2 separate regions of the Homo sapiens genome follow, and region 1 is linked to region 2. A link is an interaction called in ENCODE POLR2A ChIA-PET data of the cell type or tissue named here. Cell type or tissue: Caco-2. All regions are shown on one strand. Each heading gives the region's core, and the rest is flanking DNA. Links, peaks and the distances in the headings are about the cores only.

What was found. ChIA-PET counts read pairs that join two places held together with the same protein. Peaks named below come from ENCODE experiments on the same cell type or tissue, not always from the same donor. Only the 100,000 strongest peaks of a DNase experiment are listed, where the experiment ranks them.
Region 1: POLR2A ChIA-PET joins it to region 2 with 10 read pairs; 3 of 35 experiments call an interaction of 5 or more read pairs at or near these places.

What each region holds. Positions count from the first base shown.
Region 1 is chr20:44,247,361-44,255,843 of GRCh38, forward strand. GDAP1L1 (ganglioside induced differentiation associated protein 1 like 1) reads left to right here. Exons shown (of 6, transcript NM_024034.6): 1 at 1-154. Among named protein-coding and RNA genes, the nearest start is that of GDAP1L1, 4.3 kb to the left of the region's middle. RefSeq lists an enhancer at 1-448 and a silencer at 809-1,103. In Caco-2, for the core only: a CTCF peak has its summit at 916; a DNase peak (open chromatin) is centred at 971.
Region 2 is chr20:44,458,065-44,466,547 of GRCh38, forward strand. It overlaps LINC01620 (long intergenic non-protein coding RNA 1620), which reads right to left and starts at 7,280. Exons shown (of 3, transcript NR_132343.1): 1 at 7,101-7,280; 2 at 4,160-4,218. It also overlaps the pseudogene RPL37AP1. In Caco-2, for the core only: a CTCF peak has its summit at 2,955 (motif pointing left); no DNase peak of the experiment used is centred there.

The DNA.
Region 1 (8,483 bases), core at 141-8,140, 210 kb before region 2:
CACCAACTGCAGCTGGTGGCCCATCTCCGCGCTGGAGAGCGATGCGGCCAAGCCAGCGGAGGCCCCCGACGCTCCCGAGGCGGCCAGCCCCGCCCATTGGCCCAGGGAGAGCCTGGTTCTGTACCACTGGACCCAGTCCTTCAGCTCGCAGAAGGTAGAGCCGGGCCGGGAGCCGCCTGCGCCGGTGGCCAGGAAGCTTGGGGAGGGGAGCCCCAGGGCTTGAGGGATCTGAGGGCGGCGAAAGACTGGAGGGGGGAACCTGGGGTTTGGGGGTCCCGGAGGTCGGGGGACGCAAGGGTTCCTTCCAGGACTGCTCACCTGGGAAGCGACAGGCCCTGTCTGGGCCCCAGGAGCACAGTTCTCAATTTTAGGAGCATCCATTCTGCCTCTTTCCCTCCCAGAAACAGCCGGTCTGTTGGGGTGCGGGGCGGGTTGGGGGGGCTGAGAAAAGAGACAAAGGCGAGGGGAAGGGAATGGGCACTGCTGGGAAGGCGGCTTGGTGGGGTGGGAGGTGCTGCTGCTGCGGGGAGGGAGAAGAAGCGCTACTTGGGGTCCAGCCTCGGTAGCCCCCTCTCAGTCGCTCCCTGCACGCTGCCGTCCCGGACACTGCAGGCCCCCAGGTCACAGCTCCTCTGCCCCTCTGTCTGCGGGCCGCCTTCTGGCTAGGGCTTGGAGGGTCTGTCCCCAGTCGTCGCCCACCCCCCACTCCGTGTCTTGAGCTGAGAAGGAAGGAGTTAAACCATCCCCTCACACCAGCTCGGCTCAGCCCATCAGGTCTGTTTTGCTCTTAAAGGCACAGAGTGGCCCCAGCCCCTAAAATGCTTCTAGGACCTAGGGGACCTGAGGGGCAGTTGGAAATCCAACTGGATTCTCAGGGTTCCCGCTTCCTGGGGGTAAGGCTGTGAACTGCACCCCTCAGACAGGGGCGCCTCTAGGGGCGCAATCTCCCACCCTGGGCGGTTGTCCCGTCTCTGGGCCACGGATTCAGCACCATGGCCAGGGCCCAGAGGCAGGTCCTGCAGGGGCCTAAGCGGCACCACTGCCTGACCTTCTGACTCCTCTTCTTCCTGGAAGATCCTTTTGTTCCATTCGTTCATTTTCCAGATGGAAAAACAGAATCCATGAAGAGAAAGGGCCTTGGAACTCAAAGACTTAGATTTGAGTCTTGGTCCAGGCTCATTTCATCATCTGGAAAGCGGGATAGTGATACAACAATAGCCACTTCCAATCCCAACCCCTTCTCAGGGTTGCTGATATGGTTGTTGAAGAAGGGATATAACTTAGGAACTTAGTGTTATAGACTGGGACTACTCAAACTTGAGCGTGCATTAGAGTCCCTGGATGATCCTGGTTAAAACCCAGACTGCTGGATTCTACCCCAAGGATCCTGATTCAGTGGGTCTGGAATGGGGTCCAAGATGCTGCCTTTCCAACAAGCGACCAGGTGATGCTGATGAAGCTGGTCCACCAATCATATTGCCCACTGACTCACTGTGGAGCTGTGGACAGGTCCCTTTGCCTGTCCAAAGCCTCAGCTTTATAATCTGTAAAATGGGGTGAATGCAGTAACTTCCTCAGAGGGCTATTATGAGAGTGAAATGTGATATGATGCACAAAAGTACTGATGATGGCAGTGCCTGGCGAGAGGTCAAGACTCTGTTGATAATGAGTGTTATGATTTTTTTTTTTTTTTGAGACAGAGTCTTGCTCTGTTGCCCAGGCTGGAGGGCAGTGGCATGATTTTGGCTCACTGCAACTTCCGCCTCCTGGGTTCAAGTGATTCTCCTGTCTCAGCCTCCTGAGTAGCTGGGACTACAGGCATATGCCACCACACCCGGCTAATTTTTTTATATTTTTGGTAGAGACAGGGTTTCACCATGTTTGCCAGACTTGTCTCAAACTCCTGATCTCAAGTGATCCACTCACTTTGGCCTCCCAAAGTGCTAGTATTACAGGTGTGAGCCACCAGGAGCGGCCGTTATGATGTTATTAAGGCACTAGGTAAAGGAGGGGCCAGAGTTAATCAAGGTCATACTGGAGTCATCCACAAATTCTGCACATGCTTGCACGTGCCAGGCCTCATTCAAGGAGCCTGGGGATGGGGGCTTTGGAGATGAATCAGACTGCCCTTCAGAGTCTAGAACTTCCTCCCCGCTAGAACCTCAGGAAGTGGGCCCCAGCGGCTGGGACCAGACAGGGGGCAGGGAGGTGGCATCTCCCACAACCATATCATGAGGGAGCCTCCTGTTCTTTGCCTCATGAAATATTTCCTATGTAGCGTGAGCTCAGGGCTGAGGTGGCCCCTGAGTCAGGATGAGACCATCTGCTGCAGCCCCACTTTTGACCAAGTCTCTGGCCAAGCTAACCTGGGCATCCTTCTGTCTCCCATACCAGGGCCTTCCCCCTACCCAGGGGCCCATGGTGGATTCTAGAAGCAGTGTAGCTTGGCAGAAAGGGCATGGGCTCTGCAGTCATATAGTCCTGGGTTCTATTCTCGTCTTGGCTACTTACTGGCTGAGTGACCTTGGACAAGTCACTTTACCTCTCTGTGCCTCAATGTCCCTATCTGGAAAAGAGGATTTTACATCCTACCCTGCAGAATTCCTTTAGAAGACATAGGCATATGTTAACTTCCTGGCATGTAGTAGGAGCTTAGCAGATGAGTTTTCTTCCTTCTCTCCAATCCTGAAGGGCCTTAATTATATAAAGAGGGCAGTCCCCCATTGTCAAGCATCTAAATAGCCTGTCTTTAATGGCACATGAAATATGAATGGAAAAAAATAGTCCACCTCTAGGAGTGATGGTGGCTCCATTGGGCATTTGGAGATCATTCCAGACCCAGAGGGCAACAGGACAGTGTGTGGGTCCAGGCCCAGGCTCTATGACCAGACTGCCTGGGCTTCCATCTCAGCTCTACCACTGACCAGCTGGGTAATCCCGTGCAAGCTGCTTAACCTCTCATGCCCCAGTTATATCCACACCTGTAAATTGAGAATATTAATGGTGCCTCCCCAACAGGGTCGTTGTAAGGATTCAGCAAATGTATCCATGTCAATCACCTAGAATAGCACGTGGCACATAGAAAGTGCTCAGTTAAGTGCTGGGTGCTGTTATAAAGGCATGGATTTTGGAATCAGCCAGACATGCGGTCAAACCCCAACTCTGCCATTCCCAGCTATGTGACTTTGTACAAGTGTCTTCTTTGCCTGTCTAAGTCAGCTTTCTCATATATTTGGGGGAGAGGGTTGAGGAGATTGAGTGATATCATGCATGTTCACACACTTAGCACAATGCCTTAAACAATTGCCTGTTAAGAGTGAGCTTTCAAGCACTATCATAGGTCATTGCTTGGGGCCACAGGGTTTGAAGGAGGCTCTAAATGCCTAAGGTCAATGTTAGGATGCTTCTGAGGCTGTTCCTGCCCCCAGCCTCCTCCTCCTTTGTGGGGAAGAATGAGGCCAGGAGGGGCAAAAAAGCATAGAGTCAGGAGACCAAGGTTCTAGTGCTGCCAGTCCCACTAACTGGCTGTGTGACCTGACCCTCTCTGGTCCTCAGTTTTCTCAGCAGGGAAATGAACCAGATGTTTGATACAACGTGCCTCCCTCCTCCTTCACCAGGCAGGAAGAACTGCCCTACCTCTCGGTGCCCGTTGACTTTGGGGCATCCATCTGTCCTCACAACTGCCCCTTTTCAAAAACCAAGACTGCTACTTCCTAGCTGTGTGACTGGGCAAGTTACTTACAATCTCTGTGCCTGCTTCCTTTTCTTAAAAGTGAGGGTACTGGGAGGTACTAGTACCAATTTCATTGGAATTCATAGGGATTAAGATCTAATGCATGTAAAGCTCTACAATAGTGCCTGGCACAGAGGAGGTGATAATAAGAGTTGGCTGTTGTTACTGCTGTTATTTCCACCAGAGTGAGTCTCTGAGGGTCGTCTCTGGCTCCCTGCAGCAAGCCTGGTTCATGGTTCCCTTACTGCCTCCTCTCAGGGTCTGCCCTGTCTTGGATGTACCTCTGGAGGGCCCCTGGCCCAGCCTTCAGATCCCAGGGGCAAGAGACCCAAGTCTGGGGCCTGCCAGAGGCCAGTTCAGACACCCAGGCATGGCAGGAGAGAAGCAAGGGGGTGAAGGATGAGTTCTCTTTCCCACCCTGCCCTTGCCTTTCAAACTCTTAGGGCTGACCCTCCAACTTGTCCATGCTGCACTTGACCGTGTACCGCCTCCCTTCACCTAAGAGGAGCCCCAGAGAGGAAAGCTGATGGGGGCAGCAACGAGATGCATCTCCCTGCTTCTCTGCTCAGAAGCCTGCAGTGGCTCCCCAGGTCCCTCAGGAAAACTCCAGAGTCCTCTCAATGGCCTCAGGCCCTCCTGCAGGGTCCTAACCTTGCTTGAGTCAAGACCTAAGTTGGGGGAAGCTTATGGGCCCTTCTCAGAATAATGTTTTTAATTGAATAAAATAAAATGTATAGGATTTTTAGATTAGAACGAAAACCAATCGTATTGAAGTACGGCGTTATATAATAATATTTATGTTTCTTTATTAACCCCTTATATAACACGGTCTGGTGGCCGGTCTCATAACAACTGTCATGTTGGAGTCGTGATGAGTGCGCATGATATTTTGAGACAACTGCAACAACTGTGAAGTGATGAAAATATCTGATTCCTAGTGGTGACAATATTGCAGGCACTGCTAAACGCTACCCTACTTTATCGCCTACATTCATAATTGAAGAAAATGCTAACTGTCAGTTTGAGATTACTGAAAATAAACATGTAATTTTCCCATCCTAGTTCAAGGAGCCCCTGAATTAATTCATGGACCCCTTGGCCTGGGAGTGTGGATTAAAAGATCCTGTGCACAACCCGGCCAGGCGTGGTGGCTCACACCTGTAATCCCAGCACTGTGGGAGGCCAAGGTGGGTGGATCACCTGAGGTCAGGAGTTTGAGACCAGTCTGGCCAACAGGTGAAACCCTGTCTCTCCTAAAAATACAGGCTGGGCGTGGTGGCTCGCGCCTGTAATCCCAGCACTTTGGGAGGCCAAGGCAGGCGGATCACCTGAAGTTAGGAGGTTGAGACCAGCCTGACCAACATGGTGAAATCCCGTCTCTACTAAAAATACAAAAATTAGCTGGGCGTGGTGGTGTGCACCTGTGATCCCAGCTACTCGGGAGGCTGAGACAAGAGAATCGCTTGAACCTGGGAGGCGGAGGTTGCAGTCAGCCGAGATTGCACCACTGCACTCCAGCTTGGGTAACAAGAGCGAAACTCAAGCTCAAAACAAACAAACAAACAAACAAAAAACAAAAGTTAGCTAGGCATGGTGGTGCATGCCTGTAGTCCCAGCTACTTGGGAGGCTGAGGCAGGAAAATCGATTGAATCCAGGAGATGGAGGTTGCGGTGAGCTGAGATTGCACCATTGAACTCCAGCCTGGACAACTGAGTGAGACCCTGTCTCAAAAAAAAAAAAAAAAAATCCTATGCACAACCCTTTCTGCTCCTACCCTCCTCGTCTATTCCTGACTGCTCTGCTCCAGACACACTGGCTTCCTTGCTATCTTTTGAGTATGTCCAACATGCTTAGAGCCTTAGCACTGGCTGTTCCCTCTGACTGAAGCTCTCTTCCCCAGGTCCCTGTGTGGACCACTTCCTCACTTCTTTCAAGCCTTTGCTCAAGGGCCACCTTCTCGAGAGGCCTGCCCTAATAGACCACCTTAATTAAAATTGCTACCTTTATCCCTGACACCATGGTACCCCGATTCCCCTTCCCTGCTCTATTTTCTCTTTTTTTGGACGCACTCACCGTCTTTTGACAGACCAAATTGCTTACCATCTGCCTGCCCCCACGGACATGTCAGTTCCCTGAGGGCAGGGATCATTGTTTTGTTCACTGCTAAGTTTCCAACAAGACCTGGCACATAGTAGGCACTCAATAAACAAGTGGTGAAAAGTGATGGATTTGCAAGCTGTAAGGTGTTATGTTAAAAAGCCATTTGATTCTGTAAATCTAAAACTGCTCTAAAAATAAGGCCTACTAATTTTTTTAAAAAAAGAATTTGAAATAAACTGAGGTCAGAGATGCTAAGTGTTTTATACAAAGTCACACCGCAACTAAATGACTAGGCAGAGACAACAACCCAGCCCATCACATAAACAAGGGCCTGGGTGAGGAGAGGCAGTGCCTGACCCATGACAATGCGGCACTGTGGGTGATTTTCAGGCACCAACAGGGAAGTTCGTTTACCTAGAGATGGTTGATGTCTGATCACACTAAGTGGTGACCACCTAGGTCTGGTCCAGCCTCCAGGGGGCAGAGATGGCAGATGGCCTTGGTAGCTGAATGCCCTTCCCTTAGGCTTGGCTTCCTCTCTGGGTCCCCTTCCTCCACAGGGTGACACATGGCTCTGGCCTGTAGCTCAGCTAAAGGTGAAAGTCTCCTTGGCCGCCTGCCAGGGTGACCCCAAAGCAGCTCCAAGCAGGATTATCATGCCTCTAAAGATATAGTCCCCTCCCCAAATAGCAGCCCTGATACTTTCATGGGAGACCCAGGGTAGAGCATGGGAGCGGCCCCTGGAGGCAGGTGCCCTGCCAAGATGGAAGGCCAACTGTCTGGCCCTACCAAGGGCAAAGGCCTGGTTTGGACTCTGTTTCCACCCATTCAGAGGTCCCAGCTTGGCCTGGAGGATGGAGGGCCAGGTAAAGACAAGAGAAGGGGGCTTTCTGCTCCAGCCAAACTCCAGTCTCCACTACTCTGGGCTTCTCCAGGGCACAGGCCGCCCATGAGCTCAAATATACACATGCATACCTGCTCCCACGCATGCACACTCACACTGACCGGGAACACACATGGCACACACTCACATGTACACACATGTGCACTCTCACATCCACACTCACACAGTCCTTGAATACTCACACTTACTCATACACTCTTCCATGCACACCCACACTCACACACACGCAGACACGCAAACACATTTGCTCACTCATACACACGCACTCACACTCAGACCCAAACAGATGCTGCCCCCAGGCTGCTCACTCTCTGCAACAGTTTTTCCCCCTCTCTCAGACAGAACGAGAAGCTCCCTCCCACTGCCGAGGAGGGAAGCAGAGCCAGCCCTGTCTCCTGCCTCCTGCAAGGTTGTGAATGTAGTAGTGTCAGCTTGCAGCAGGGCTGCGGGGCACTCTGTGAACACTGAATCCAGCCCCCTTGTTTTGCTGATGAGAAAAAGGAGGCTCAGAAAGGGGCAGTGATAGCTCTAAGGTCACACAGCATTGCTATGGCAGATCCAAGATGAGGACTTGAGTCCCTGCCTCCTAGCCCAGGGTCTCTACCTGCACCATGCGCCCCACCTATAGGACCTGCTCTTGGCTAATGGAGCAAATAAGTCTGTGAATGAATGTTGGGTGTTTCAGGGCAAGTTACCCTTCCCTTCCCATGATCCACCAAACAGGAGGAGGTGTTTATGTTCACTGTGAGGGTGGGGCATGAAGTACTCTAGGACACACCAGGGTGTGTGTGTGGTGTGTGTGTGTAATAAGTGATGCTAGAACTCATGTATTAACCTTCTGTGCTGGGGCTGTCTCCACAACAGCCCATTTCAACCTCACACTTGCATTCCTCACTTCACGGAAGCTAGAAATCAGAGAGAGCAAGTGACTTGTTCAAGGTCACACAGCAAATAAGCAGTAGAGCTAGGCTTCCAAGTCAAAGTCTGTCTGCCTCCAAAACCTGCCCTCATACCAGCAGCTAAGACACATTACCCCTACTGTGTTCCAGGCACCATTCCACAGGGACTAAGGAATTTCATCCTCACAGCGGGCCTCCGAGGCAATTACTATAGGACTCCCACTGGATAAGAGGGGAAACTGAGGCACAAAGAAGTAAAGCTGCCCAGGCATGGTGGCTCACACCTATAATCTCAGCACTTTGGGAGGTCAAGACAGGTGGATCGCTTGAGGTCAGGAGTTCAAGACCAGCCTAGCCAATATGGTGAAACCCCATCTCTACTAAAAATACAAAAATTAGCCAAGTGTGGTGGCATGCTCCTGTAATCCCAGCTACTCGGGAGGCTGAGGTAGGAGAATCGCTTGAACCCAGGAGGCGGAGGTTGCAGTGAGCCGAGATCGCACCACTGCACTCCAGCCTGAGCAACAGAGCGAGACTCTGTCTCAAAAAAAAAAAAAAAAAAAAAAAAAAAAAAGTAAAGCTACTTGTAAAGCCAAGTCATCCAGCAAATAAGTGTAAAGCTGGGATTTGAAACAACACCGTTCAGGTTCTGCCCATGACGCTGCATTGCCTCTTCTGGATGCTTAACTTGTCCCAGGAGCCACCATCTCAGCTGTGGGTGGAGACATTGATGCTCAAGGGGAATGGGCCTTTCCTCTTTTGGGGATACCCTCCCTCTCCCCTGGACCAGAGTGGAAGGTGGGGAGGGAAGCATAAGAATGGGGCCACTTGCCATCTTGCCAGGGG
Region 2 (8,483 bases), core at 72-8,071:
TTCTAGCCTTCCCTGCAGGCATTCATAGTTAATTCTTAAAGACATCAAAAACCCATATTAGAACTCCAGTAATTTTTTTAATGAAAACGGAACCTACTTATCACAAAAGCTCAACCAATAAAGAGAAGTACAAATAAGAAAGTTCAAAATGTGGAAATTTTACTACCCAGAGAAAAATGCTCTTAGCAGAGGTAGCAGAGCTAAGTGGTCAAGAGCACAGACTCAGACCAAAGTGCCCAGGGCCACGTGCTGGCTTGCAACCTAACCATGCTAGAGTGTAGCCTCTCTGCTGCCTATTTCTTTACCTGCAAATCTGTATAATGGCAGCACCTGTCACACATAGGGTATTAAATGTTAGGAGCATGAAACAAGCTAACCATTTGTGGAGTGCTTAGCACAGCACTCAACACAGAATAAGTGCTATTTAAAGGGTTGTTCAGTGTATCCCCAGACGGGGCTCCATGCAGACATACCACACCTGCTTATGGTCTTAGGACCTGATTTTATATATGTATATACACATATATATGTATATATACGTATATATATATGTGTGTGTGTGTGTGTGTGTGTATACACACATATATACATATATGTATACACACATTTATACATATATATATACACACATATACACACTAAACAAGATATTCCAGGCACATTGCCATGTCTATAAGCTTCTTTCTATAAGTAAGAATTTGATTTAGGCTGGAGACAGTGGCTCACACCTGTAATCCCAGCACTTTGGGAGGCCAAGGCAGGAGGATCACTTGAGCCCAGGAGTTTGAGACCAGTCTGGGCAACTTAGTGAGACCTCCCTAAGGTGTTGCAATGTGCAGCTGTAGTCCCAACTAATTGGGAGGCTGAGGTGGGAGGATTGCTTGAGCCTTGGGAGGTAGAGGTTGCAGTGAGCCAAGATTGTGCCACTGCGCTGCAGCCTGGGCAACAGAGTGAGACCCTATCTCAAAAAAATAAAAAGAATGTACGTTTCATATCGGTAGAAACTTTCTGGCTGTTTCAGGTCCTAAAAGAGTGCTTGGCACATAATAGATGTGCAAAAAAAAAAATGTTGAATGAATGAATGACTCTAATTTAGTCAATATCCATGACAAAGGGATCTGTTACATACTGGGTGTGTGACTTTGAGCAAGTATCTTCAAGCCTCTGAACTTCAGTCTTCTCCTAGGTTTCATGGGTATGACACAGATAACATGTACTGAGTTAACTCTGTGCTGGGACTAATTTGAAGTGGTTTATATGGAATATCTCCTTTAAACCATACAACAGCATTTGAGGTACTATTATTAGTCCATATTAATGTGGAGTTAGCTGAGGCATAAGGAGATTAAGTAACTTGGCTAAGGTCACAAGTAAGAGGTGGAGCTAAGAGACAAGTCCCCCAGGCCTCTGATACCACAGTGCATTCACTTACCACCACTCTATACTGCTTTTCTAAGATAACCCACCCTTGGCCACCGACAGTAGAAGGAATAAGTACATGGTGGTACATTTGTACAATAGAATACTATACAGCAATTGAGTGGCTCATGGGCTGGGAACCGTGGCTCATGCCTATAATCCCAACACTTTGGAAGGCTGAAGCAGGTGGATTACTTGAGCTCAGGAGTTTGAGACCAGCTTGGGCAATATACCAAGACCCCCATCTCTAAAAAAAAGAAAAAGAAAAAGAATACTATACAGTGATTAAGAAGAGCACATTGATGCCAGGTGCGGTGGCTCATGCCTGTAATCCCAGCACTTTGGGAGGCCAAGACGGGAGGATCATGAGGTCAGGAGTTTGAGACCAGCCTGGCCAACATGGTGAAACCCTGTCTCTACTAAAGATACAAAAAAAAAAAAAAAAAAAATTAGCCAGGCATGGTGGCACGTGCCTGTAATCCCAGCTACTTGGGAGGCTGAGACAGGAGAATCACTTGAACTTGGGAGGCGGAGATTGCAGTGAGCTGAGATCATGTCATTGCACTCCAGCCTGGGTGAAAGGGCAAGACTCCATCTCAAAAAAAAAAAAAATAAAATGACATCCTGAATTTTTATGGCAACCCTAAAGTTTGCATATGTATGATTCCATTTATGTGAAGTTCAGAAATAAGCAAAACGAATAAATGGTAATAGAATCAGGAGCATGGTTTCGTTGGGTGGGAGTAGGAGTGAGTAGAAAGGATATTAGAAAAGCTTTACATCTTGATCTGGATGGAGGTTACCTGTGTGTATACACATGTAACAATTCACCAAGCTGTACACTTAATGTTTTTACCTTTTACAACACTTGTGAATTACAACTCCATAAAAAAATATTTTTAGGCCAGTTGCGGTGGCTCATGTCTGTAATCCCAGTACTTTGGGAGGTCAAAGGCCAGCTTGGGCAACATGGCAAGACCCTGTCTCTACAGAAAAATTAAAAAATCAGCCAGGTATGGTTGTGCATACCCGTAGTCCCAGCTTCTTGGAAGGCTGAGGCAGGAGGATTGCTTGAGCCCAGGAGATCTCGGCTACTGTGAGCCGCAATTGTGCCACTGCACTCCAGCCTGGGCGACAGAGTGAGACCCTGTCTCAAAAAAAATTATATATATATACATATATATATATGTGTATATATATGTATATACGTATATATATATGTATATACGTATATATGTGTATATATATGTATATACGTATATATATAATACACAAATTTTTTAAATCCCACAGAGCGATATGCCCTATTATAAAATCTTTGATAATATTCTCTAACTGATGGGATGTTTGCAAGGTTAAAATGTGATAAAGTTTGTGACTCTCTTGCTACATTTTAGGCTCTCATAGTAAGAACTCAATGTTAAATGTAAACAGCATTGTTAAATGTAACAGCAGCATTCATACAGCATCGTTATTATCATGGCTTTTTGTATTTCTCTCTATTGCTGATAGACTGGAGCGCCCTCGAGTGTTTAATTTGTTATAGTACCTCAGTTATTACAAAGAGCACCCTAAACCCAAGTTTGTAGTCTCAATGCCAAAGGGCAATGCTTTTCTTTTCTTTCACTCCAGTGCCACATAAAAAAGGACCAAAACATGACCTCCTGGGAGCAAAGAAACACCAGGTTGCCTAAGGAGAGGTGAACTGGCCCAGGCTGGAAACAGAGCAGGTCAAATCTCACGCCCTGATCAGTGGTGGGATCACGCCTGTGAATAGCCACTGCAGTCCAAACTGTGAGACTCTGTCTCTTAAAAAAAAAAAAAGTAGCAAAATTCACATCAAATCAATGGGTCCCAAGGCCAACTCAAGCCCTGCCCATGGTCACTCCCTGAAATGTGTCAGAAGGAAGGCAGAAGGGAACACGCAGCTCTACCTCCCTTTGATGCAAGCACATTGCAAATATCATCTCGTTTCACAGGAACTCACATAATATTTGAATGTGGCATCATACTGACTACAAAAATCCTTTCATATTACTAATAGTCACAGCTAGCTTTCAGTGACAGTTTCCTGTGTCCCAGGTACCCTACTAGGAGCTAGATGTCATTGTTAGCTTTGATCTTTAAAATGGCCTGTGAGGCATATATTCTTTTGTAGCCTGCTTTTTTCCCTTCAGCAGTACGCTTTGGGCATCTTTCCATGTCAATAAATAGAGCTGGGTCGGAAGTAACTGATTCAAAGGCTGAGAAACTTAAACAGTCAGCAGCCACTGCCCAGGTGAAGATCAATAATAGTTAACATTTATTGAGTGCTTTATTACACACCAGGCCCTCCACTCATTGTTTAAGGTGAACTCTCTCGCATTTGATCCTTGAGGCAATCCCAAGGTAGCTTCTATTATTATTCAGATGGGGAATCTGAAGCCCAGAGAAGCAAAGGAACGCAGTCAAGGTCAGACAGCTGGTGTTCAATGGCAGAGGTGGGATTCAAACCCAGGTCCCTCTGATTCAGGCGCTGGGCTCTCAGCCAGCACATTTGGAGGACAACATGGAGGAGGATGTAAGGGGAGTCTTCGAAGTGGGAAAAGGATCCACTAGCAAAGGCTGAAGACAGGCAGGAGGGTGGTGTGGGCCCAGGCCACTGTCCTCCATGGAAGTGACAGTAAGGCTTCCTGGAGGTGACACCGTTTGGACTAATTCTATGTCTCCAGACAATAAAGGAGGTCTTTTTATAGCTTACCAGTTCCTGGGCATACGTCCAGTGAGACATACGTGGGTTCAAATCTTCATTGTGCCACTCTAGTTTAAAAAAAAATCAGCATTATCGCCAGACACAGTGGTTCACGTCTATAATTCCAACACTTTGGGAGGCCAAGGCAGGCGAGTCACCTGAGGTCAGGAGTTCGAGACCAGAGTGGCCAACATGGTGAAACCCCATCTCTACTAAAAATACAAAAATTAGCTGGGCGTGGTGATGCACACCTGTAATCCCAGCTACTCGGGAGGCTGAGGCAGGAGAATCATTTGAACCCAGAAGGTGGAGGTTGCAGTGAGCCAAGAACGTGCCTGGGTGACAAAGTGAGACTCAGTCTCAAAAATAAAAATAAAAAATAAACAGCATTGTTGAGATATAATGATGTTCAATAAACTAAACATACTTAAATTGAATAATCTGATGAGTTTCAACATATGTACATACCCAAGGAACCATCACCACAATCAAGATGCCAAGTGTTTCCATCGCTTCCAAAAGCTTCATGCTCGTTTATAAGCCATCCCCCATTCATCCCACCACCCCATTCCCAGGTAACCATCACCAATATAGGTTGCTTTCTTTCACTATAGATGGCTTTACATTTTCTGGGATTTTATAGAAATGAAATCATGCTATATGTACTCTGTCTTAATTTTTTTTTTTTTTTTTTTGAGACAGAGCCTCTCTCTGTTGCCCAGGCTGGAGTGCAGTGGTGAAATCTCGGGTCACTGAAACCTCTGCCCCCCAGGGGTTCAAGCAATTCTCCTGCCTCAGCCTTAGTAGCTGGGATCACAGGCGTGCGCTACCATACCTGGCTAATTTTTTTTTTTTTTGTATTTTTAGTAGTCTCGAACTCCTGGCTTCAGGTGATCCGCCCACCTCAGCCTCTCCAAGTGCTAGGATTACAGGCGTGAGCCGCTGCGCCCCGCAAATATGTACTCTTTCTGTCTGACTTCTCTCATTCAGGCATGAACCACCATGCCTGGCCATTTCGCCATTACTTTTAACGGCAAAAACCGCAATCACTTTTGCACCAACCTAATAGATCTCACAGGTGAAGCACGGTGGCTCACACCTGTAATCCCAACACTTTGGGAGGCTGAGACGAGCAGATCACTTGAGCCCAGGAGTTTGAGACCAGCCTGGGCCACATAGCGAAACCGTGTCTCTACTAAACACCAAAAAATTAGCCAGGCATGGTGGCATGTGCCTGTCTGTAGTCTCAGCTACTCAGGAGGTTGAGGTGGGAGAATCGCTTGAGCCCTAAGGTCGAGCTGCAGTGAGCCGTGATCGCACCACTGCACTCCACTTTGTCTCAAACAAACAACAAAGAAAGATACAGAAGCCATAGTTTCTTCACCCATGCCCCTGGGCATGTCATTGTTTCCCCCAGTTTTTGCCTATTACAAATAAAACTGCTATGAACACTCATGTTCATGTCTTTGAGAGGACAAACGCTTTCATTATGCAGGAATACAATTGCTGGTCACATAAGTGTGTGTTTAACTTTTTAAGAAACTGCAAACTACTTCCCAGTCTGGCCTTTTTAATTATAGTCATTTTAGATGCACTCATTTTTTTTAACCTGTGGATCTAATAGATGGTTTCTTAGACTGTCTGGACCTCAGTGTTTTCATGTGTAAAATGGAGATAATTGGCCGGGTGCAGTGGCTCACGCCTGTAATCCCAGCACTTTAGGAGGCTGAGGCAGGCAGATCATGAGGTCAAGAGATCGAGACCATCCTGGCCAACATGGTGAAACCCCATCTCTACTGAAAGTACAAAAATTAGCTGGGCATGGTGGTGTGCACCTGTAGTCCCAGCTACTCGGGAGGCTGAGGCAGGAGAATCACATGAACCCGGGAGGCGGAGGTTGCAGTGAGTCAAGATCGTGCCACTGTACTCCAGCCTGGCAACAGAGCGAGACTCCATCTCAAAAAAGAAAGGAGATAATTACATCAGTTTTGAAAGGTAGTGAAGACAGAGTGAACTAGCACATAAGCACATATGCAGCACATAGAACAGGGACTGGGACATAGTAGGGGTTCCATAAACGGTGGGTTTTTGTTGTTGTTGTTGTTTTTGAGATGGAGTCTCGTGCAGTGTTGCAATCTCAGCTCACTGCAACCTCCGCCTCCCAGGTTCAAGTGATTCTCCTGCCTCAGCCTCCCAAGTAGCTGGGATTACAGGCACGCACCACCATGCCTGGCTAATTTTTGTATTTTTAGTGGAGACAAGGTTTCACCATGTTAGCCAGGCTGGTCTCGAACTCCTGACGTCAGGTGATCCACCTGCTTCGGCCTCCCAAAGTGCTGGATTACAGGTGTGAGCCACCAGCCTGGCCAAGGGTGATTATTTTATTACAATTGAACCACAGCCATCCTATGATCTGGCCACTTACCCCAGGATACAGCATCCTCAACTAGATGGCAAAAAGCCACTTCCTTTGCACTTAGTCAGTGCTGTTAGCCTGGAGGAATAACAATGGCACCATCGATTGTGCCAGGCACTATCCTAGGTGCTTTTGTATGTTGAATCCTTGCAAAGCCCTGTGAGGTGGGTCAGTGTTTGCCTTCTGTATGACAGATGAGAAAACTGGGATGTAGTAACTAGTCATTGGCCAAGGTCACACAGCAGTGAAGTAATGGTGCTGTGATTTGAATCTATGTAGTTTGATTTAGGATCTAGAAGTTTCGCTAATGGATTACCTAGCTCAGAACTAGTGAAAGAGCCCAGTCACAAAAGCACCTCCTGATGCCCAAAATCATTTTCAGCTCCTCAGACACAGAGCCTGAAGCAAAGATTAGGTACTGTGTGATTTATAAAGGAAAGAACCTGTAAGGGATGAAGGGAAGCAAGACAGGGAGGGAAACAAGAAAAGATGTGGTCTCAGGTAAAGTCTAGCAAAAAGGCTGGCTTTGTGTACCTCTGTACGAGTCAGCTGTTGGCTGCCAGCCACCCTGTGGGTGAGGGGAATAAACTCCAGGGTGAGGTGATTCCTGAGATGGCAGTTCTCCGTAGAAATGGAAATAGTAAGCCATTCGAAGCCAACAACTGAAGCATCTGGGGGGATGGTGTTGGTGTGCTAGCCCATGAAGGGCTCAAGAGGTTCCCAGAGGCACACTTCTTGCCTGCCTAATGAATCAAGTTCTAGAACATTCTGGAACATTCACTTCCTAGACTTGTTTTGGAGAATCCTCCTTCTCACTGAGACCAGCATGTTGAACAAACCCAGCCTGTGACATAATCAAAGCATACCTTAATTTGTATCTCCCAGTGTCCTTTCTAAGATGTATTTGGTAGAGAAACATTTTCCCTGCCACTGGGTGAAATCTCCCCATTATTCTTCTGCTTGTTCTGAGGAAACAGGCAATTCTATGGTCACTTTAGGTCACAAACACAACCTCAATTTAGAAATGAGAATGTCCAGTCAAGCTTCTAACCAAAATTCCCAATTTGATTTGGGTTTAAACCTTCTCCCCTCACCCTCAGGCCTGCTTCAGGGAGGTGGTGTGGGTGACTCCTTCTCTATCTCTCCTTCCCTCACCCACCCGTGGGGTACAGTGGGGGGTGTTGGAGATGGCAAGGGGAGAGGAAGGGTCTCCCTTGAGCTGCCACCATCCTGGCTGGCTTCAAGCTGCCCCTTTCTGTCGTGGGCTCCATGGAGATGGCCACTGTCACAGGGGCCCTCTCACTCTTAACCTTGGGGGATGCATCTCTCCTCATAGGGGTCCCTTGCAAGTCCTTCGTCAGCCCTTAGGAACCCAACATCCAACTCAAGCTTCTTGCTGCTGCCACACCTCTGCCCCTCCAGGAGGCTCTAGGGGACAGGACCCAAGAGGACCCCTTGTAGGTGCTCTCTGCCAACACTGGCCCATGGGAAACACTCCAGCCAGCAGCCTGTACTCCGAAAGTCCTGGGAATGTGGCTTACCTTAGCACGCCCACACTGGCTCCTTCACCAGTTCAGCCAGGCAGCCCGTTTCTCTCAGCCTCTAGATGTCCATGCCCACATGAGACCACTGGGCCCCCTCATAATGGCCACACATTATTCTCTACATATAGTGGCCCCTCTCATGGAAGAGCCCCCATGACCCCATTCCACCCTTCCAGGGAGATGGTCACCAAAGAACTCTTTGCTTCCTCTTCCCATCCTAGGAGAATGTGGTGGGTATAGGGGTAATAGTAAATGTGGGGGTTTTGGGTAGCCATGGCCAAATTTTAGCAGCTGTGGGTTTGGACTGGGCTCTTTTTTGTTGTTGTTGTTGTTACGTAAATTAACCCATTTATTACAGGCCAGTGATGTCTCA